2 separate regions of the Homo sapiens genome follow, and region 1 is linked to region 2. Evidence: chromatin loops called from intact Hi-C (ENCODE). Cell type or tissue: A673. All regions are shown on one strand. Links, peaks and the distances in the headings refer to the core of each region. The heading gives the core; the rest is flanking DNA.

Region 1 (11,643 bases), core at 2,474-10,473, 91 kb after region 2:
GCCCAGGCCCTCACATGGAAGGTCAGGGCTAAAAGAGACCCCAAGGACCTTTTGCAGTGACCCTTATTTAGTAGATGGAGAAACTGAAGTCTCCACAGAGAAAGGCAATGGCCGGTTGGGGACTGATCTGGGAATAGAATCCATGTCTCCTAGAACTTCCCCATGAGCACTGTTTCTATGGCTGCCGGGACCTGCCAGAGGGGCTGGCCTACTGGGCAAACAAGCAGGCCACACTGACACAGTGCCCTTCCCTCCACAGGGGCTGGCTGCTGTGGATCTTGTCAGTACATGGGGTACTAGGGAGCAAAGAGATTCACTGGTTACTCTCTTCTTGGGCTTCCACAGAAGGTGCCTGAGCTCTAGAGTTTGATAGAAACTTACTCAGCATGGAAAAGCTGACATAAAAGCAAGGGAGGCACAGCCTTTTTAGATACTAGAAAAACAGGAGCCCCGCTTAATCCACACCTATCCCTGGTGGGAGAGTCAGGAAGGAAGGGAGAATTCTCATGACAACAAGCTCCAGAGGGCTGGAGAGGCGGGTAGAATACAGCAGGCCTGGGAGGCCCACCCCAGGCTCAGGCTTCCTTGCTCAGGCCTCAGGGAACCCTAGGCATCTCCCCCTCCACCATGATGACCAGGAGTCAAGGAGTCCCTAAGCAGAAAACCATCAGTCTTATTCAGCCCCACGGCCCCAGTGTCTGGCTCATAGCAGGTATTCTAGAAGTATGTGCCGAATGAATGACTGAATGAATGGAGTTGAGATTAGAGAGCATAGAATCTGTTCTCTGGAAAATGACAGTCCAACTTGGGCGTATGGAAAGTGATAGAGAAGGATCATTTAAAAATCAACACATGATAAGAGGCAGATGAGGGGTACAGATCATGAATGAGATGGAGTTGTGGGCAAGGCTGAGCTATAGCAATCACAGAAGGCTTCCTGTGGATGGTGGTTAGGGTCAGGTAGAGATTGGGCAGACGGAAGGAGGAACCATGACTACGCAATGAACTACTGGGCTTGGGGAAGTACACGCTGCCTAAGGACCACAGAGGAGGGGCACCTGTCTAATGCAGACCTAAGGGCCCTAGAAGGCTTCCTGGGGTTGGATGAGTAGGAATATAGAAACTGGTCAGGTGAACAAGTACGGTACAGGGGGAGGGCAGGGCAGTGAAGAGCAAAGGGAGGGGGAGAGAAGGGAGAGAGAAGAGATGACGTTTCCAATTTCACATCCCCAAGAGAAAATGGGGTCCACCCAAAAACTGGGCCATTTTGCCAGGATCCTGCAGTTCCATCCAGAAGCAAGAGCTCATGGGAGTTTCCCTCTGCTGCTCTGAAAACTTAAAGGACCCTTAGCCGCCAGAGAAGCAGCAGGGATGGGGCCTCCCTGTCCTGCCAACACACACACATATTAATCAGCTAGAGAAAGCTCTAAAAAGAAACCTAGCCTATTTCTGTCTGTGCATGGAGATGAAGACATTCCTAGAAATTGACTCCTAAGCCTCCATGGTACATGCAAAGGCACATGTGAGCGTGCTTATGTGCGTGCACTCACTCACACACACACACACACACACACACACACACACACTCTATTATCCCCAAGGGGCCAGATTTGGGACTTGCCTGTAGCTGTGGCTCTCAAGAGGCTGCAGGTGAATCTGAGGTAGGGGCTGGCCATGGCGGTGTGGGGGTCAGTTTGTGTGTGTCTGTGCATGGGAGTGTTATAAGCATGTCTCCCTGAGAGCTATGTTCAAGATTTCCTTAAGTGCTGACTGCCCATTAGCTGGTTTTCAGCCTTACCCATGTCTTCCTGAGAGTTGACTTGAAGCTGACAGGTGGCTTGAGGGACTGCATGTGTAGAGACCCCTCCGTGCACACACATGATACCCACAGATAACCCAGGTGCAAATGGGCTCCTCTCTCCGCTCTGCTCTGGAAATATCTGCCTCTCTGCATCCGCTCAGTTGCTCCGTGTCTGTGACTTATAATTCTCTCTCTCCTGCCTAGACTCACAAGCACAGCAGCAGGGACAGCTGCCGGGCCAATGAGCTCCTTCTGCCTCCTCCTCTGGGGGGCCCTCCAGGGTCCTGAGGCTTGCTGAATATTCACTTTCTCATCAAAGGGAGGAAAGGCACAGGGAGCAGCAGCTGCCAGGGGCTCCCTGTCAATCCACAGTCATTTATCACAGTGCAAAGACCATTAGGGAGCAGTTGTTTTTAGGGGGTTCCATCTGGATGAACATCACCTGTTGCTATTTTTAAAACACTGTTTTTAGTGACTAAGCTGGGATTCAGCTGAGGCGAAGGTAGATATGGAAGCAGCTGAGTCCCCAGACATTCTGCCTTCCCCCTCAACACTGAGGGCCTGCCATGAGTCCTGGGGGCTATGTCACAAACAGCCTCATTTCCTGGGCTGCCAAGAAACAAGAATAGAAATCAAGGTAGAAACAATAAGATGATAAGACAGATGTGGAAGTAGCTTCAGCCTCCCCACAATTTCCAGCCCTGTCATCAAGGTCTTCAATAACTTCCCTGTCCTTGTTAGCACTACGATTACCATGGATACCACCCCTTCTCTCATTTCACCACCTGATTACTCCACAGACAGACCTTGTGTGCCCACAAGGTGCTGGATTCAGAGTACAAGTAATTTATTTTCTTAAATGATCACCACTGCACTTACCAACCGTGGTCCAGGCACTGGGCTAAGTGCTTTCTAACATTATCTCATTTAATAATAACCCTGTAAGGTCAGCATTCTTTTTATCTCCATTTTAGAGTTGAATATGTTGAGGCTCAGGAATGTTACCTAATTTTCCCCAAGTCATACAATCAGTAAAGGAAGAACCTAGGGTTCCAATGTGGGTTCAGCTGAGTCTTAGGTCTGGCCCCTATATTAGCCATCTGTGAGCCAACTCCAAGAGTGTTTCATGTCCAGTGGTGGACACAAACATGGGGACCACAGCTTACAATATATACCTTTTGTCATGTTCATGACCAAGAGTTAACAGTAACAGTCATCCAACCAACACTGATTGAGGACCTAGCATGTGCTAGGTGCTGCTTTTCTGCTTCAGCACCTGGCGATACATATAGACAAAATTAAGTTCCTGCTGTCATAGAGTTTACAATCGAACCATCTACCCAGCTGCCCAAGGCAGACACCCAAAGTTCATCTTTGAGATCTCCTTCACATTCACAGCTCCCCCAGTGGGATCAAGGTGTCATCTAATCACCAAGTCCTGTTGATTTTACCACCTAAGAAGGTCCAGCACCTGCACACTTCTATCCATCCCCACCACTATAATCTAAATTACCATGATCTCTCTCCTGAACTACTCCACTGCTCTCTTAATACACCCACTCTCACCATCCTCCAATCAGTTTTCCACAATGTAATTAGAGTGATCTTTTCAAAATGTAAATCTGGGTTCCTTTCCCTTAAATTATAATCCTTCAGTGCCTCTCCATTGCTCATAGTAAAAATGCTTCTTAACAGCCCATGATGCCCTACCTACCTCCCCAGCATTGCCCACACCATGACCACAATACCCATCTCCACCATCAGTGTGATCATATCCTCCAACCCCAAAATCCCCCCAGCCTCCTCCACCACCATCACAGGAGTCTGCATAAAGCAGCCCCTCCACCTGTGTAATGGAGTCAGACTGCTCTGTACCAAAGCTCTGACCATTTGAGACAAAGACTCAGAAACACACCATCAGGACGCCTGTCAGTTCAACTGAAAGCCTCAACAAGACTGATCTGGAGTTTCTAGACTTTCCCAAACTCTAAGAAAAATTGGAGGGCAGGATGTATAAGAGCCAGGACCATCTAGCAGAGGACGTAGATCCCAAATCATTATAGAAATCGCTAACATTAATCCAACTTACAAGGGATGTGAAGGACCTCTTCAAGGAGAACTACAAACCACTGCTCAATGAAATAAAAGAGGATACAAACAAATGGAAGAACATTCCATGCTCATGGGTAGGAAGAATCAATATCGTGAAAATGGCCATACTGCCCAAGGTAATTTATAGATTCAATGCCATCCCCATCAAGCTACCAATGACTTTCTTCACCGAATTGGAAAAAACTACTTTAAAGTTCATATGGAACCAAAAAAGAGCCTGCATTGCCAAGTCAATCCTAAGCCAAAAGAACAAAGCTGGAGGCATCACACTACCTGACTTCAAACTATACTACAAGGCTACAGTAACCAAAACAGCATGGTATTGGTACCAAAACAGAGATATAGACCAATGGAACAGAGCAGAGCCCTCAGAAATATTGCCACCTATCTACAACCATCTGATCTTTGACAAACCTGACAAAAACAAGAAATGGGGAAAGGATTCCCTATTTAATAAATGGTGCTGGGAAAACTGGCTAGCCATATGTAGAAAGCTGAAACTGGATCCCTTCCTTACACCTTATACAAAAATTAATTCAACATGGATTAAAGACTTACATGTTAGACCTAAAACCATAAAAACCCTAGAAGAAAACCTAGGCAATACCATTCAGGACATAGGCATGGGCAAGGACTTCATGTCTAAAACACCAAAAGCAATGGCAACAAAAGACAAAATTGACAAATGGGATCTAATTAAACTAAAGAGCTTCTGCACAGCAAAAGAAACCACCATCAGAGTGAACAGGCAACCTACAGAATGGGAGAAAATTTTTGCAACCTACTTATCTGACAAAGGGCTAATATCCAGAATCTACAATGAACTCAAAAAATTTACAAGAAAAAAACAAACAGCCCCATCAAAAAGTGGATGAAGGATATGAACAGACACTTCTCAAAAGAAGACATTTATGCAGCCAAAAAACACATGAAAAAATGCTCATCATCACTGGCCATCAGAGAAATGCAAATCAAAACCACAACGAGATACCATCTCACACCAGTTAGAATGGCGACCATTAAAAAGTCAGGAAACAAAGTTGCTGGAGAGGATGTGAAGAAATAGGAACAGTTTTACACTGTTGGTGGGACTGTAAACTAGCTCAACCATTGTGGAAGTCCGTGTGGCGATTCCTCAGGGATCTGGAACTAGAAATACCATTAGACCCAGCCATCCCATTACTGGGTATATACCCAAAGGATTATAAATCATGCTGCTTTAAAGACACATGCACACGTATGTTTATTGCCGCGCTATTCACAATAGCAAAGACTTGGAACCAACCCAAATGTCCAACAATGATAGACTGGATTAAGAAAATGTGGCACATATACACCATGGAATACTATGCAGCCATAAAAAATGATGAGTTCATGTCCTTTGTAGGGACATGGATGAAGCTGGAAACCATCATTCTCAGCAAACTATCACATGGACAAAAAACCAAACACCGCATGTTCTCACTCATAGGTGGGAATTGAACAATGAGAACACATGGACACAGGAAGGGGAACATCACACACTGGGGACTGTTGTGGGGTGGGGGGAGAGGGGAGGAATAGCATTAGGAGATATACCTAATGCTAAATGACGAGTTAATGGGTGCAGCATACCAACATGGCACATGTATACATATGTAACAAACCTGCACATTGTGCACATGTACCCTAAAACTTAAAGTATAATAATAATAATAATAAAAGAAATCCCTAACATTTATATTCAAGCCAAAACTTGGTATGATGATCTTCAAGAGCAAGCTTAAAGAGAACCACTTAAAGTATGTTGACAGTAGGAAGGGGAAGGCCCATTTCCTTAGAGTCTTTACAATATTATGTCTGTAGCCCCTACATCCCCCAATTTTAAAGATGAGGAAACAGTTTTAAAGAGAGGAGAAGACACTTGATCAAGGTCATACTGCAAGTCCCTGGGATTGACAGGATCCAAGGTCAGCCTGAGACTCCCTCCCTTACTTAGCCTACCTAGCTTCCTGGAGAAAAGGGTTGGAACCACTCAGGAAAGGAACAGTCTCCTGCTACCAAGGTCCTCTTCCCTGGATTCCAATGAGGAAAGAAAAAGGCACTTTTTCTCTGGGTTTCTAGTTTTCCTCCAAAGCTGGGAGAAAAATCAAAATGGCGGACACAGCCTGCTTCCAGCCAATAGGACAAAATTATGAGGTGGGAGGCCCTTCTGACTGATGCTGCCTTGGCTAAAAGAAAGAGCAAAAATAAATCTCCCTCAACCCCAGTCCCTAAAGAGCATAAGGGAAGCAACCTGTCCACTTCATTCCTTAAAACACGTGATTACAAAGCTGTCTTGATCCTTGACTTCCTCTCTGTGTCCCCATCTTCCTCCTCTCCACTTCTGAATCTCAGCTCCAGAGAAGATATGGGACACCAGGCAACAGAGCCAGAGAAGCCAACAGAGGTGGAACCCATGAGAGGGAAAGAATAGCAATTAGAACTTACATTGAGCATTGACTATGGACATGTTTGTATACAAGCACTTTGCTGTTGATCTTCACTGTTTTAGAGGACTAGGCACTCCGTTACCCATTGAATTCCACAGCAGCCTACCTTGAGGAGTTCTGACAGGGTCAAGGGGCAGACCTGGCCTGGCTAAAGCGGAGGTGCTGGTGAGGCGGCACCAGCAGGCATCTTACAGAGACTATACCCCACAGATGAACTCCTAAGGCTCTGCTGGAAAACCCACAACTGCCATCACATTCTTCAATGCCCCTAAACAGCCTGCTCAAGAACTGGAATGCCCAAACTAATAGCTCTACCAGCTGCCAGATGATCAATTTACCCCCAAAACGTACAAACAAAATTCACTCTTCCCAGACGGTCTACAGTTTCCCCCTTCCTTCTCTTCTCTCTCTCTCTCTCTTATAAACTGGGTTTTACCTGTGTGAATTGACAGCAATCTACTGACTGTCTTCCTCCTAAGAGAAATATGTACAGATAACTAAGCCTCAGTCAAGGTTTGACAGCAGCCTGGGCTGGCCTAGGCCTCTCTGGGAAAATAACCCCAGGCCTGCCCTCCCACAATGCAGTTAAGATACATGTGGACTGTGGTGTCTGCCCTGTGTCGTGTGAAACCCCTGATCTGTGGGCCTGGGGAACTGTGAGTTGGCATGCAGGCCTGGGATCTATGTGTCTAAGATGGTATATTGGAAATTGAGACAGCAGCTTCTCTGCATCAAGGAGACTCTTAGACGGTTCTCAGGTTTTATCAACAGCAGCCAAAATGGCCCACATGGGTGAGGGGCAAAAAAAAGTTATGTATGTGGGTGGCTTACAGGCATCCCCACAAGACGAAGATAAAGATCCTACGTGTGCTCTGTTTCCTGTCCTGTTCCAAATGCCTCGCTAATGCTAAGAAACACAGTGCTAAATTAAAGCCTACTGTATCCTCTGAGTCAGATGGCCAATTCAAACCTGTGATTATTCCCAGTGTCACTGGGTTACTAAACGTCTCCCCCATTTCCTTCCTTCCTTCCTTCCTTCCTTCCTTCCTTCCTTCCTTCCTTCCTTTTTTGAGACGGAGTTTCGCTCTTGTTGCCTAGGCTGGAGTGCAATGGTGCGATCTCGGCTCACTGTAACCTCCGCCTCCTGGGTTCAAGTGATTCTCCTACCTCAGCCTCCCGAGTAGCTGGGATTACAGGCATGTGCCACCATGCCCGGCTAATTTTGTATCTCCCCCATTTTCACCTCTATTCTAACGGATAAAGAAACTAAGACACGCAGAGATCAGATGACTTGCCCAAGACCACACAGAACCAGACGGGAGCACCCACTTACACTGCCTCCAAGCGAGGATAAATGGTGTGGTACAATGGGAAGGACATGGGTCACTCTGTCAAGAGCCCTGCCTTCCAAAGGCAGCTCTGGGACCCACAGCTTCATGTGGGAAGAAAATTGAACAATTAGGGAGAGATAGCTTGGTAGCCAGGGAGCTGGGAGGCAGGAAGCATGAGTCCCCACCTATAATCCAGGCAACAGAAGATTGAGACTATATTTAAGCCTCCACTGGGGGAGAAGCCCTGGAGGATGGGAGCCTATTGTTTCAAGGGAGGACTGGCCTGGAACCAAGGGAGAGTTGGTACATTCGAGGCATTTAGACCTCAGGGCTTTCAGGGGGTAGGGCAGGGATCATAAATGAGGAAGTGGGCCTGGGAGGGATTTCCAGGTTGAAACAAGAACCCCAGAGGCCAACAGGGTGTGGACTAGAGAATCTTCACTGAGACTCAGAAGTCTGGCTTAGAAACCAGAAGGAAAAGCCTTTCCATGGTCAGGACCATATGGGGTTTATATCAGCCCAGAGTGACACCCGTTTGGCATAGTGGTTGGGGGCAGGAGCGGCCAGGTGTAATGCCGCACTGCCCAGATTTCACTGTTCAGACATGCCAAGGAGGATTAAGTAATTAAACTGGGGACCAGCAAGTCATCTGCCTGGTTCAAGCCTGGCTCCGCACTGCTCTCACTGTGGCAGAAGATTTTCTGCATTCTGATCTCCATGCCTTCAATTTCACTCGCAGTAATCCATCCTCCACACAGCTACCTAGGCCAAGTTCCTTAAAGGCAAATTGGACCATGTCATTCTCAGCTTAAAAGCTTTCCAGGGCCTCTATCAACTTCCCCACCAAGACTAAGCTCCTCTGCATAGCATGCAGGGCCGTCTCAGGTCCGGCCCTGACTTCCTGTGCTGCCATTCAACTCCCTTGCCCCTGCCTCACCCTCTGCGTTCCCTCCAGCATGGCACTGCCAGCTGCACCATGTTCTTGGGCTGTGAATGTCTCCCTTCCCCATCTCTGTGGTTCTCAACCCTAGAATCAGAATCCTAGGGAAGCTTTAAAACATCAATGGCCTGGCAACTGTCTTGTGGGTAGGGCTCAGGCATCAGTGTTTGTTATAGCCCCCCAGGTGATTCCAACATGCAACCAGGGCTAAGAGTCACCATTCTCTCTCTAACCAACCCTCAACTACTTCCTTGAAGATTCAGCCCAGGTGTCTCAGCCAATCATCAAATATTTATTGAGCTGGGCACTATTCTAAGCAGTGGATATAAAAATAATAATGATAGCTAATATTTATTGAGCACTTGCCATGTGCCAGACACTGTTCTAAGTGCTTTACATATATTAACTCATTTAGCCCAAACCACACCTCTGTGGGGGCAGGTATTATTATTTCTTCCATTTTACACATGAAGAAACTGGGACACAGAGAGATAAAGCAACTTCCCCAGAGTCACACAGCACTGAGTTGTGCAGCCAGATTTCTGCACAGGCAGTCTAAGCACCAGTCTGCACTTTTAACCCTGGGCCGCCCTGTCCCTTCCCCATTCCTGCCCCACATTGTTCACAGGCTGCAAGAGAGAAGCAATAAACCAACAAGCAGATACAGAGTGTGGAAAGGAACACATGGGGCCGGGGGAAGCTGCTCTTAGTGAGAGCAGCAAGGGGCCAAACTTTAGAGTGGGAGTGGTCAGGCCATCCCTAAAAGCAATATTTAAGCTGACATCTGAAGGACGAGTAGTGTCCAGCCATGCAGACTGTAGAGAAATGGTGTTCTAGGCAGAATGCAAAGGCCCAGAGGTGGAAAAGAACATGATCTTTTCTAGTAAATGTTCATGGTTCCCTCAGGGTGCTAGACATGGGGAGAAGGCACAAAGGAGGTAAAGAAATGGACAGGGCCAGTGCCTGGCAGGCCAGCTAAAGGGTTAGGATTTTACTCTAAATGCACTGAAACATCTTCAGCAAGGTGTGCGCATTGTCTATGGGAGAATGGCCTAGAGGAACTTAATGGGGCCATTCAAGAGGGTGCTGCAGCCATTTAGCAAGAGGCCCCGGAAGCAGAGCTGGAGAGGAATCACCTCTTGCTGGAAGCACTGCAGGCTCCTGCCTCCAGTCACAGGACCATCATGGTGCATTATAATTGTTTGTTTACCTCTCTGCCTCCCCACCAGACTGGGAGACCCTTGAAGGCAGAAACTAAGTCTAATTAGCTAGCCTCTGTCACCTAGCAGCTGACCAATACTAGGTGCTCAGTAAACATCTGTTAACTGCAAGTGAGTTGAATGGAATCATGCAAGGCTGGTTAGGTTGGCAACACATTGAAGAATTTCTTCTTTCTCCTTCATTGATCTGGGGACTTCACAGACCTTGGCCAGAATAAGAGGATGCTGCACCACTCCAGCCCTCAGTAGAGCCCCTCCTCTGACACCCACCATGGGAAAGCAGTGTTGGACTGCAGACAACTTGCAGCAGCCAAGGTCCATCATTTCCCTAACCCCCAGCAAACCCCATAAGGCAGGGCAATGGGGAGGGAGGGAGCTGAAACCCAGAGTCCTCCCAAAGTAGCGGAACCTCGAGATTCCAGGTGGCGCTGGGTGTTTTAAATAGCCCAGGTTTTAGCAGGCAATTTGGGCACCCAATGTGGGTCTGCACTTCTGACAGTGAGGGCAGGGCCAGGTCCGATGTTGGAGCCTCTGTGGCCCTCCTTTCTGCTGCCGTCACCACCAGCAGGTGGATCCCCAAATCATGTGATGCCCCACCTCCATCCAAATCAGAGACAGGAAAGGGGGAAGAGCCTTTGAGGGCCCCACAACAAGTTGGTGGCGGAGCTGGTGTGGCCATGCAAGTGTCCAGACTCCCAGCCTGGTGCTGTCTCCATGGCACTTCTCAATCGACCTGCCCAGCCCCTCGCCTGCCCTCACTGCTCCTTGAGTTATGTCTCTCTGGAGGTTCTGAAGCTGCCCAGAGCACAGGGTCTCCAAAACAGGGGGGGCTCCGAAACAGGTTTCCTGGGAAGAAGCAAAGAACCAGGCCCTTCAGGACAGCAGCTACCCCTCCTCCCGTTCTGCTCCCACGCTTTGCTAACAGCGTGATGGTTGAGGGTGTAGGGCCAAATCCCTGCATGCCACTTATCACATGTGTGGGCCTGAGCAAGTTACTTAAACCCTCTATATCACAGTTTCCTCACTAGGACGTAGAGATGATAGTTAAAATAACAGTACCTGTGCCTTAGGTTGTCATGGGCAATAAATTAGATAATAAGTACAAAGGGCTTAAAACAGTGCCCAGCATGTAGTAAGTGCTTACTTAGTATGAACATCAGAGAGAACTTTCTAGATCAGCATCAAGGGACCCGGGCCATTATCCAGTTCATTAGCCCCCTGTGTGCCTCAGTTTTCCTATCTGTTAAATGGGGGAGTGATGTAGCCATATGAGTGGCTTAAAGACAACCATGAAATGCTAATTACTATGGGAAGTGTTTGGAAGTTAAAGAGAAAAAGTACCTTACAAGTGGGAGGCTTGATGGGCATATGACCCCGCAGCAGAGGAAGGGGCCAATAAAGCACCACCAGCCCAGCAGGCTGCCTGGGTTTTATGGGGCTTGGGGCCCAGGCCACTTTCCTGAACATCATTTAGAATTTATAGACTCTTGTCCCTGTCCTTTCTGTTTATTTAGTTGCCTTAGAAGCCAGCCTGGCATTAATAGCATCTTTGCTGCCCAAGCAGGAGAATGCAGCCTTTTCTATGTTTAATCCCCAGCTAGTGGAAGGAGTGAGAGCTGGAAGTCCACAGAGAACCCTGGGGCTGCTGGTGGGCTCCTATAGTCAGCAGATGGGCTGTTAGCAGGTGGGCATGTTCATTCTGCAACAAGGTGCCTCCTCTACCTGCTGGGGGAAGGATCGGATAATGACAACTACATCAAATAGAATA
Region 2 (11,643 bases), core at 1,323-9,322:
AATGAGTTAATACTGCAAGTACCTGTTCATTCTGATTGCACAACCAGAAAGGCCACTCAGACCAGTATCCATCCTCCAGACCAGCCAGGAAGGATTTCACTTTGTATTACACTAAGAGAGGTGCCTTCTCTGGGATGACTTGCCACATACCCACAACCAGATATATAGTTCCCTGAAGGAAGAGGGTAAGCAGGGGACCCCAACACTGCAAAGCAAGCCCCTTGAGAGGGTGCCTGAGTGCCCAGAAGCAGCGAGGGCCTATTTATTCACACCTATTTAGTGAACCTCATGCCCCAGGTATCCCAAATGCTGGAGGGCCCAGTCACAGGGACCCAGTGACTTGCATTACCCAATAACAAATAGATGCCCCAGCCCCACTTGCAGGGTCCTAAACATGAGCTCCCCGGTGTGTGTGTGCACATGCACGGAAATAAAGACAATCAGGTTGTACTTATAGGAAACTTGAATTCTTCCCCGGTCAACCCCTGCACTGTCCCCTCCCTCTGTCTCTGCTCCTCATCTTCCCTCCACCTTCCCTCCAGCCCCTTCAGTTTCTCTTATTTGGCTTCCTCCCCAGAGCTGGATAGGTGTTTCCAGGTCAAGACAATTGGTCGATTCCATCAAAACCCACAGCAGGTGGGGCTTTGAAAAAACCAGGAGTCTGCAGATTTATTCTCGCAACACTTTTCACTGCTTGCCTGAACTTCTCACTTTTCTGTAGGCTGAGTTGGCATCTGAAGACCCTCTGCTGTTGGCCACAGCAGCAACTCAGAAGAAGTGGGAGGATTTAGGAGTGCAGAGAGCAGAGAAGCTGCTTTGGGCATTTTCAGCCTAATAAGCCTTCCCGGGCATCCTGCCAAATGACCTTGGGGGGCCTGTGGGGTAACCCTCGCCACCTGCTAGCATTCAGATTCACCCCGTGTAAGCCGAGCTGGATTTGTGCACTTCCCTCCTCCTGATGCTGGTGTGGCTCAAGCCACTTCAGAAGCTGCATCCTATGCTTCCAGGGAGATCCTACGGGAGCCCTGGATGTGACCTGACTCTGAGCAGCATTTGACATGCTGATACCCTTTCTCCCCAGGCCTCTCTCCTGCCTGCACCTGCTGCCTCACCTTTCAGGCACCTTGGCAGGCTGACATGTAGGCACCATGTCATTCCCTAAACTGCATTGTATTGGCTCTGAACTTTCAGTGAGTGTGTTTCTCCTTGGCTTGGAACCTCCCATCTCTGTCTCTCCCACCCTGGCATTCACACCCTTCATTCACTCGGGGCTGCATCCGTCAGGAGCTCCTGAACCACCTGTTTCTCTGGCTGTTTCGGAAATGGGTCTCATTGGGCGAGATGCTGGAACAGGGGACACAAAATACACACCTGCCTCATCCCTGCCTCTCGGGATCCAGCTCACATCTCTTCTCCCACGCCTCCAGATCCCTCCTCTTACCTTCTTGCTCCCCAAGATAGGTGATCTTCTGGGCCCCAGCCAAACTCCAGGGCCCCACTCTACTGGATGGCAGCCAGGAGGGGTGGTTATAAACTGACAAGCAGCTCCCAGTTGCCACGCCTCAGCCAGACTGCTTGTGAAGCGTCTCAGGTAGCATCCTGCCTCCTCCCAGCTTAAATGTCATGTCTCCAGGAAGCTCCCGAAAAGGAGACAGCGTGTGTCAGACTAGAAAGTGCCTCTGCTTCAAAGTCAAGAAAACCTAGGTTTAAACTCCAGCCCAGCCATCTTCTAGCCATGTTGGGGATGTGACATAGCCCCCCAGGCCTCCGTTTCCACTCCCAGTCATTGGGGGAAATGGTCATGGCCAACTCTTCCAGAGGACAAGGCATGGTTCCCAGGGTGCTATAGATACTAATTCATTAAACCCTCACAACACCCCAGAAGGTGGGCATTACTATTATCATCCCTGTTTTGTTTTTTATTTAAGTTCTGGGATATATGTGCAGAACGTGCAGGTTTGTTACATAGGTATACATGTGCCATGGTGGTTTGCTGCATCTATCAACCCATCATCTAGAATTTAAGCCCCACATGCATTAGGTATTTGTCCTAATGCTCTCCCTCCCCTTGCCCCACAACCCCCAACAAGCCTCGGCGTATGATGTTCCTGTCCCTGTATCCATGTGTTCTCATTGTTCAGCTCCCACTTATGAGTGAGAACATATCATCCCTATATTACCAGTGAGGAAACTGAGGCAGAGTAGTTACATCACCTACCCAGGGATACATAACTAAAAACTGGCCGCCTGGACCCACCATGCCCTTAACCACTATTACACACTGCCTCGCACACATGCCTCCTCACTCACCGGAATGCAAACACCCAGGTGTTCCTGGCACACAGCAGGAACACAGTCATGCAAAATGGTCTTAGGGTCGTTGTTTTTTTAGATGTGGGGCTTTCAGGCAGGCCCACAGGGTCTAATAGGTATAGTGGGGGAAACCTGGGCACCTTCTCAGGTAAGTCGAGAGCCTTGTGTATTTGTTTCCTGGTGCTTCCATAACAAATAGCCATGCACTGAGTGGATTAAAACAACAGAGATTTACCCTCTCATAGTCTGGAGGCCAGAATTCTGAAATGAAGGTGTCAGCAGGCCCATATTCTTTCAGGAGGCTCTAGAGAAGATTGCTTCCTTGCCTCTTCCAGCTTCTAGTGGCTCCTTTAAATCCTAGGTGCTCCTTGGCTGTAGCTGGATCACTTCAGTCTCTGCCTCTGTCTTTACATGGCTGTCTTTTCTGTGCCTGTCTCTTCTCCTTTTTTGTCTGTTATAAGCACACTAGCATTGGATTTAGGGCCTACTTTAATCCATTTATTTTTTGTTTTGTTTTGTTTTGTTTTTTTGAGATGCAGTCTCACTCTGTCACCCAGGCTGGAGTGCGGTGGCACGATCTGGGCTCACTGCAACCTCTGCCTCCTGGGTTCAAGCAATTCTCCTACCTCAGCCTCCCAAGTAGCTGGGATTAGAGGGGTATGCCACCACACCTGGCTAATTTTTGTATTTTTAGTAGAGATGGGGTTTCATCATGTTGGCCAGGCTGGTCTTGAACTCCTGACCCCAAGTGATCCTCCCACCTTGGCCTCCCAAAGTGCTGGGATTACAGTTGTGAGTCACTGCACCCAGCCCATAATGATTTCATTTTGAGATCCTTATTCCAAATAAGGTCATATTCTAAGGTTCCAAGTGAAATTATCATTTGGAGTTTGCTATTCCATCACAAACACTCTTTTGGTTCCAGCTTCTGTTTCTTAAAACAAGAAAATGATGCTAGAAAACCCTGTGCTTTTCTGGGTCTTCAAGGACAATGACCTCAACCATCCCAAGGGTGGTCCTGAAGAGACAGCCCCAGCCACACTCACTCTTATGGTTGTCGGAGACTAGGGCTTCATGAGTAAACAGCCACAGTGCACCCCATATGTGCAGGAGGAGCCTCCAGGGGTCAGTATGGCCCCAAAGTCTCTGAGATGGGGCAGAGGACCCTTGCTCCATAGCAAGCCAGCTGCAGCCTGGGCACCAGCACTGAGCCTATGTGTTTGACCAACTGAAGTACAACAAAGGACAATTGATGCAGCGGTTCTGCTTGGAGATGGCAGCCAGACCTTGAGAGCATCGCAGGGAAGAGAGACAAGGATGTGAGCCCAGTAGGGCCCCTGGAGGAAAAATGGAAAAGGAGGGACTTGGGGGATGGCTTGGGAGGGATTCCACTCCGTACTAGAGACAAGCACCGTCTGTATGATGCTAAGCTGTGTGTGTGCAGGCGAGGAAGGTGTGGGGAGGGCAAAACGAGGTCCCAGGCCTCAGGGGCTGGTGGGGTGTCATGAGATGTGTGCTCAAGGGGTGCACAGACAGCTTCTATAGGTTGTGCCATCAGCACTGGAAACTGAGAAGTTGTTTTTGTTTCAGTGGAAAGATATGTTATGATGTACATGGAATGGGGATGATGAGGCTGAGGAAGGGAGCCCTCATCCCTTCCCCTAAAACTAAGCTCTTCTCACAGCTGCTTTTAAAGCAATTTCACATTTCCTACTCTGTCGACTTCTCACTCTTGGCCATTCCACCTTGTACAATTCCAGGGGGCACCATGCTTGATGTAGTCCAGGCTGACAATGCTCCTGGGATGTGCTGCCTGTGAGATGGGTCTACCCTTCCCAGGTTACAGAAGAGCAAACTGAGCTTCAGAGAGGATGGGTGAATTGGCCAAGGATGCACAGCTAATTAAAGGTAGGACCTGAAAGAGCATCCAAGGATTTAGAATCCCACCCAAGTGTTTTGCCCTAGAGTGGTGGTGTGACTTTCCTTTAGTTTCTTTCCTCCTTAAAATATATATTAAAAGCTATATGTTATGGTTGCATTGGTATAAGGATGAATGTAGTCCAGGCTAGATTGTGTCTGATGGGCCCAGCGTGGCCTAGGAAGCCCCTTCCTACTGGGCTCCAGCCTGGCCTGATTCCGTTCAGCCCATGCCACAACCCTGTACCTTAGTCAGACTGGGCCTTCCATGCCCCATCCACACTCAGGGCCATGCCAGAACCTGGATTATAAAGTATGAAGGCCTTTTCCCCCTCCCCACATTTATTGAAGTTATCTGGGCTGGTGTCTGCCTTCTGTCTGCCGCTACGTTTCTCCAGACTTATCTCCTCCAAGAAACTTTCTTTGATAACACAGATGTATTAGGAGCTGCCACTAGAAATTCTCTTTGTATGAAACCGTCTTGAATTCCCTTTGAACCTGTGTCTCCCCAACCTCACTGTAAGAAAGGCAGGGCCCACATTCTCTTGTGTGTATGCATCACCACCCATCCATACTTCCAGCAATGCCTGGTGCAGAGCTGGGTACACGGGGAACCCCATAGGTGCTGAGTTAGCAGGGGTAGCCCCTAGGTCAAACTTGCTGTTTCCCATTCCCTGCTTTCCACCTGGCAAACTTGTATACACCCTTCAAAGCTCAACACTCTTGGTCTCTAGAAGCCCTCCTTTATAACTTTCCAGACAGAGTTAATCTCTCCACTTGCCTGCTCCCCTTAATTCCCAGCATAGGCTCCATGGGAAGAGGATACAATGCCTTCCTCTCATCGTCACTTTACTTGGCTGTTTCGCCACCACACTGGGGCAATCCTGAGAGCAGGCGTGACCCACAGCCCAGAACAGGCCTCGGATGTTGGTGGCCCAATGGACATCTTCTGCCCCAGTCCGGCTCACACTCACTGGCAAGTAGAATCAGGAGTGGCATCCTATTTCCAGCCTGCCTGGGCTGGACTCCAAGGAATATCTCAGGCCTGCTACAAAGTAGCTTAGGCATCTAGTTCCCCAGAGTCTCTTCCCACCTTCTCCTTTAATTAAACTCACCTTCGACTCTTGATGATCAGGAAATGGATTATCTAGGTCAGCAGTCTCCAATCCCAACCACATATTAGACTTACAAGGAGTTTTACAAAATTCAGTGCCTGGCTTCCAGCAGATCAATTACATCGGGATTTCTGGGAATGGGACCCAGAGTATTTTGGATATTTTTTAAAAGGCTCTTCAGGTGAGTCTGATGATCAGAGGGGTGGAAGTAACTCATGTTGGTGGTGGTTTTCTAATTAGAAGTGTCTGCCTTTTGTTCTCATGATGTCTTAGTTTTGGCTCATCTCCTGAGTCAAGGGCTCTCCTCGAAGGCTGGCTGGGAAGAGGTCATGGCTCCTAGAGCTGATGGGGATCTCAAGGGATGGTGACACCTGGCTGCCTGCTTTCAACAAGGTTATCTACGTTGTCTGTGGTCCCATGAGAAAACCAAAACCCAGAGAGGTTAGGTGTCTTTCACAAGGTCACACAGCCAGTGGATGGCCACAGTGAGTTATAAATCAGGTTCTTTCAATAAAGATTTGTTGGTGGGCTGGGGCAGGGGTCAAATGAGGCTCCAGAATGGCGCTGAGTGCATGTTTTCCCAGCACATCACCTGCTTTCCCAGCAGGCGCTGCAGGAATGGGCGAGAGTTAGCTCCATTTCCCTCAGTAACAATTCCCTGGTGGCCTCAGCTAAGCAGCCAGCTTTGGGCACATCCTGTCCCACTTGTCTCCTCCTAGGAAAGAGACCCCAGCTGGAAGCGCGTTCTCCCCTCCCTGCTCCTTCCAGAGTGTTTTGCTGAAAGAGCTGCAGGCAAAGCTCTTTAGCGCCATGGTGGTGAGTCATCCGTGCCCCTCTTTAGAGACCCGACGCTCCTCTCCAAGCTCGGGAAGGAGAGATGTTTAATTTATCAGACAATGCCACAAGATGTTGTTTACATGCACACCGGATGTAACACAGACGCAGCAAACCGTGAATATGGTAAACCTGTTTGTGGCTTCTCCTCCGTGTCATAATTAAAGAGACAGTTGATTGGATCACATGTGCAAAGTGGCAGCATCAGGGCGGGAAGCCACAGGGATAAGCCGGCACCAGGGGATGTAATGTCCTGTCCCCTGCTATGCCAGGACGCACCCCTGCTGCCATCCTCTTCCTCTCAGATGGAATGGCTGTGTGCCCTGCTGCCCTGTACATGCTTTCTCTTCCTGTCTCCACCCCTGAGTTGGGGTCTGAGCCCATACTCTGTGCTATCATCTTATTTGGTCCTCAGAATAACCCTAGGAGACCAATGCTATTATTGGCCCATTTTACAAATTACAAATAGACAAAAAGTGCTAATAATATTAATTGCCACCATTATCACCACCACCATGGTTAATATTTGTATATGTTTACTCTGTGCCAAGCTCTAAGCCCCTTATACATTCATTTAATCCTTGCAACAGCCCCGTAAGTACAATTAGTATCCTTATTATACACATGGGGGAAACTGAGGAACAGTGAGGTTGAGCAACTTGCCCACAGTCACACAGCTGGAAAGCAGCAGTGAGGAAATAATCCATTCACTGATGGAGTGAGAGCAACTGGAGATCCAAGGGTGAATGGTATAGACAGCCCACCCCTCACAGAGCAGGTGAATTAACCTGCTGAGTACCCCAGGGTTGGTCAGTAGCTGAGCCAGGGCTTGAGCTAGGTACTCTGGCATCCTGAATTTGGTTTCCTTCCTGTCTGACCATGCTCTCAGTCCTTTCCAATATGTGCATGTGTGTATGTGTGTGTATGCACACATGCACATATGTGTAGTGTGTGAGGCCACATTCTGAAATACATTTTCTATTGATACATTTAATTTGGAACCAGCTAGTGGTTTTGGCTATCCAGCTGATCACATGGTAGGTTTCAACAAATAAACTAAAGAAGTTAAACTGAATTGAATCTAGCACCACTCCCTTCTCTGGGCTTCTAGGGACTGGAAATGTACAAAATTATACTCTGAGGAGTTGGTATAGGCAAATAGTTGAGGCACAGGTTCGGAAATTTTGTCTGGCTTAAAACCAAGTTCCCACACATAACCAGATAGAAAGCCTTAGGCATTTGCTTCACTTCCTTGTGCCTCAGTTTTCTCATTGCAAAGGGAGATGATAATGGTTCCTACCGCAGGAGGTTAAGTGAATATTAAGCTCTTAGAATGCTTGGTACCCAGCACTCAATAAGTTACAGCTATCACCATCATCTTCATCACAATTAATAGAAGCGATGTCTCTCCCAACCTCTTGCCAAAGCACACTTGGGGAGACTCCCTGTCCTCCAGCCTAGTCATAGCAACCACCACTCAGAAGAGGGCTTCCCACTCCTGAGCTGACAGTGGCTGCAGTGCCATGGGCACTGGCCCTACAAGACAAGGCACAAGGGTTTTAGTGCCAGCTCTGACACTAGACAAGTCGCTTTCTCTCACTGGGGCCTCAGTTTCCTTATCAGTAAAATGGGGAGCAGCTAAGCTACTTCTGCTAAGTTACCACTAAGTAACTTTCTAAGATCCCTTCTGGGTCTCACTTTCTAAAATTTCCAGGAGCCTCCCTCCCGTCTCTTTCCTGCTGTGGTCCCCTTTCCTGGGAGAAGCATAATCCTGAGTGGGTTTTGCTAAAACAACGTGAAGGAAGATCCTCAATTTCTAGATAAGCAAGCTGAGACTCAGCAGGAATCCAGCCAAGTTCGTGGCAGGACTGGCTTGGGGCTCAGGGCCGCTGGCTCCCCTGTCGTCACCACAGAGCCCACCTACAAGGCATGGGCTCCATTTGGGGGTTTGAAGACCATGCCAGGATGGAGCCTGGGCCACGTTCCTCCTTCTCTCCAGCACGCAAGGCCCTGCCAGCCCTAAGAATCTGTGCTGCTGTGAAATAAGTTTGGAAAAAATAATTTTGGCTTAAAGCCTGTTATTTTTTTCTAAGGCCTACTTCTAGGAAAATGTCAAGGATTCCTGAGAATTGATGTTTGAATGCAGACACGAATCTATTTCCCCTTTTCACGTCTTTATACGAAATCCTCATGGCCTAGTAGGAAGGATAAAAGTGAACACTGATTTAATGCTTGTTGTATACCAGGCTTTCTTCTAAGAACTTTGCATATATTAACTTATTTACTCTTTATACAGCACTGGGTATTATTATCCCTGTTTCTCAGATGAGGAAATGGAGGCCAGATGGCTCCATTTACATGGCTAGATATTGATGAAGCTGGGATTTGGTTCCACTTGTCTGGCCAGGAGTTCAGTTCAGGCTTTTTTTCTTTTTTCTTTCCTTTCTTTTTTGAGATGAGGTTTTGCTCTTTCACCCAGACTGCAGGGCAGTGGCACAATCATGGCTCACTGCAGCCTCAACCTCCCTGGGCTCAGATGATCCTCCCACCTCAGCCTCTGAAGCAGCTGGGACTAAAAGCATGTGCCAGAACACCGGTTATTTTTTAAATTTTTGTAGAGATGGGGGTCTTACTATGTTGCCCAGGCTGGTCACGACCTCCTGGGTTCAATGAATCCTCCTGCTTCGGCCTCCCAAAGTGCTGGGATTACAGGTATGAGCCACCACACCCAATGGAGTTCAGACTCTTAACCACCATGTACATCAGGGATTATGCTTTGGAGCTGGGCAGTCTTAGATTTGAATCCTGACTCCTTGCCCTGCTTGCTGTGTGGCTTTAAATGAGTCTCTTATTTCTCTGGGCCCCACATGCCTCCCCTGGAAATAAGAATAAATCCCTAGCCTGCAGGGAGGGTTGTGATTAGGACTTATCAATATTACATGTCACCATGTCGCATATGGGGCCAGGTGGAATACAAGCGCTCATTAAATGGTAGCTATTATTTGTGACTTAAAGGAATATCAGACTGCTGACTGGGCACTTAACTGCAAAACCTAATGATTCTGAAATTCATAATAGCTAAGATGGAGCCTAAAATAATGTCACCTATACATCTGGAGGGAAGGCTTAGAAAAATCTGGGCTAAACATCCACAGAGAATCTCTCTAGAATGCTTATATATTAATCACCAGTGCCATGCTAATTTGAGGGAGTCACCAATTGCTGATGGGCCCCTGACAAGCATCTGGGTCTGTTCTGGAATGTAAATCTTCTGGGGGCTTTAGTTTTGAAGGAAGAAAAGCATTTATTGGGCCCAGTGCAGTGTCTCACGTCTATAATCCCAGCACTTTGGGAGGTGGAGGCAGGAGGATCACCTGAGGTCAGGAATTTGAGAACAGCCTGGCCAACACAGTAAAACTCCATCTCTACAAAAAATACAAAATTGGCCAGGCATGGTGGCACATGCCTGTAATCTCAGCTACTCAGGAGGCTGAGGCAGGAGAATCACTTGAACCCAGGAGGCAGAAGTTGCAGTAAGCAGTGAGCTGAGATTGTGCCACTGCACTCCAGCCTGGGCAACAGAAAAAGATTGTCTCAAAAAAAAAAAAAAAAAAGAGAGAAAGAAAAGAAAAAAGAAAACCATTTACTGAAAAGCAGTCCCTGGTTCAGAATTTCATCAATACAGATAAGTCCTATCTCGGGGATCAGAATCAGTTTGCTTTGAATTTGCTTATTTTTCTTGTTGGGTATGGAAGGCACCTTTGAGAAACTGAGACCCCAGGATTCTGGTGTACATGTAAGACCAGGGAATAGTCCACGAAGGCAGACCTAAGGATAGGGCTCGCCTGTCCCTTCCAGTTGCCCAGTGACTGTGCCAAATGCTCCCTGGGTGAGGTTAGGCTAGCAGAAGGGCAGTGTTCAGATCTGAGAGGTTCCTGTGCCCGGGGGCAGGAGATGAAGGGTGAAGACTCAGTCCCACAACCCTGTCATCCAAAGCCTCAGTTTCACAGCCCTAAAGTTGAAGATTGCTGAAATGCTATAGCACCAGGCCAGACCATGCAATGATGCTGTTCTAAGTGCTTTACATATGTTCACTCGTCTAATCCTTCCAGCAACACAGTAAGCTGGATCTAGCCATTGTCCTCATTTCACAAGGGGGCAAGTGAGGCACAGAGCAGTTACCAGTTACCTAGCTTGCCCAAGCAGCTAGAAGGGATGCTGGGTTCTGCAGCCAGGCAGTGTGACATGGGGGCTGGCCCTTGTATCCCTTTGCCCTTTGTGTTATTGTCAGTTGCCATGTAGAAAAGGAGCTACTGTCAGAGAGGGGTGGGGAGGATGGAACATGGGAAACCTTGGCTTCTGAAACTCACTCCTCCCAGTGGGCCCAAGTCTAAAGAGGGTTTCTCTGCTGGTCACTTGGAAGGACGTGAATAGAACCAGACCCGGATGACAAGTCCCATAGAGGTCCCAGGTTCTCAAAAGAGGTCCTGGAACACAGATGGATGGACCAGAGTCAGGAGAAGATGCTACGTTCTGGAGGCCCCTGGGGACCACGTGGAGGAGCCTCCACCATCCTCAGGGGTGGAACCACATCCTCCCCTTGGGGGAATCCTGTCCCTGACACACCCCCACCTGCCTGCCCAGCCATCTCCAGCACTCCCCAAGATCTCTACTTTTCCTTCTGGCAAGGGGTACAAAGACAGCAAATAAAACCTCCAAACTTTTTTAAATTTCTTTTTCTTTTTTCTTTTTCAAAGATGTCCCTAGTCTGTGGTTGCCATGGCAACATCTGCCAGCTCCTCTGAAGTCAGCGCTTAGCTCCCTCCAGCAGCCTCAGCAGCTTCCCCCACTGCGCCCTCCTTCTGCACACCCCTCCGCCCTCGCCCTGCCCATCTCAGCTCCACCCCAGGCCCTGCCTCCCCCTCCTGGCCAGGCCAGCTTTCTTTGGGATGGCTCAGGCTGGAGTGGAGGAGGACTTCAGAGGAACTCAGAGTACAGGCAGATAAGTGACAGTAATGGGCTCCCGGGTGGTGCAGGCCTGCCAAGGACTCCCGGACATGACTAGGGCGCCTAAGGGGCTGTGCCCACGCCACTGCCAGCTCCCTGTCCCTGCTGCAGCCACTGTCCCTCTGTTCCCTTGGCCTCTCCCCGTTCTTGGAACTCTCACTTCCTCCGCCAAAGCCCAGAAGGCACCAGGGTGGTTGAGAAGAAAGAGTCTGTGACAACTCATCAGCCACTTACTCGCTGCCTGACTCTGGCAAGTTATTTCACCTCTCAGACCTCACTTTCCTCATCCACAAAATGGGTGCCTAACACTTACTTTAAGGGTTGTTGTGGGGCATAAAATAGAAAACGTGTGTCAATACCAGCTACGCTGTAGATGTTAGAGTGATGCCATTTCCCATCTCTCTGCTTTTCATTTCCATCCTCCCTTCTACCATCTTCTCTCCCCTTGAACCTGGGT

The links. Peaks named below come from ENCODE experiments on the same cell type or tissue, not always from the same donor. Only the 100,000 strongest peaks of a DNase experiment are listed, where the experiment ranks them.
Region 1: it touches region 2 in a loop (12-fold over the local background); 2 of 110 quality-filtered maps call a loop at or near these places.

What each region holds. Positions count from the first base shown.
Region 1 is chr6:40,561,285-40,572,927 of GRCh38, forward strand. The region is part of intron 1 of LRFN2 (leucine rich repeat and fibronectin type III domain containing 2); the gene reads right to left. Among named protein-coding and RNA genes, the nearest start is that of LRFN2, 20 kb to the right of the region's middle. RefSeq lists a silencer at 1,906-2,200. In A673, for the core only: no CTCF peak of the experiment used is centred there; DNase peaks (open chromatin) are centred at 7,257, 7,737, 7,867 and 8,457; H3K27ac peaks cover 6,354 bases.
Region 2 is chr6:40,471,665-40,483,307 of GRCh38, forward strand. All of the region lies in intron 1 of LRFN2 (leucine rich repeat and fibronectin type III domain containing 2), which reads right to left. Among named protein-coding and RNA genes, the nearest start is that of TDRG1, 99 kb to the left of the region's middle. In A673, for the core only: CTCF peaks have their summits at 3,467 (motif pointing right) and 6,174; a DNase peak (open chromatin) is centred at 6,267; H3K27ac peaks cover 5,315 bases.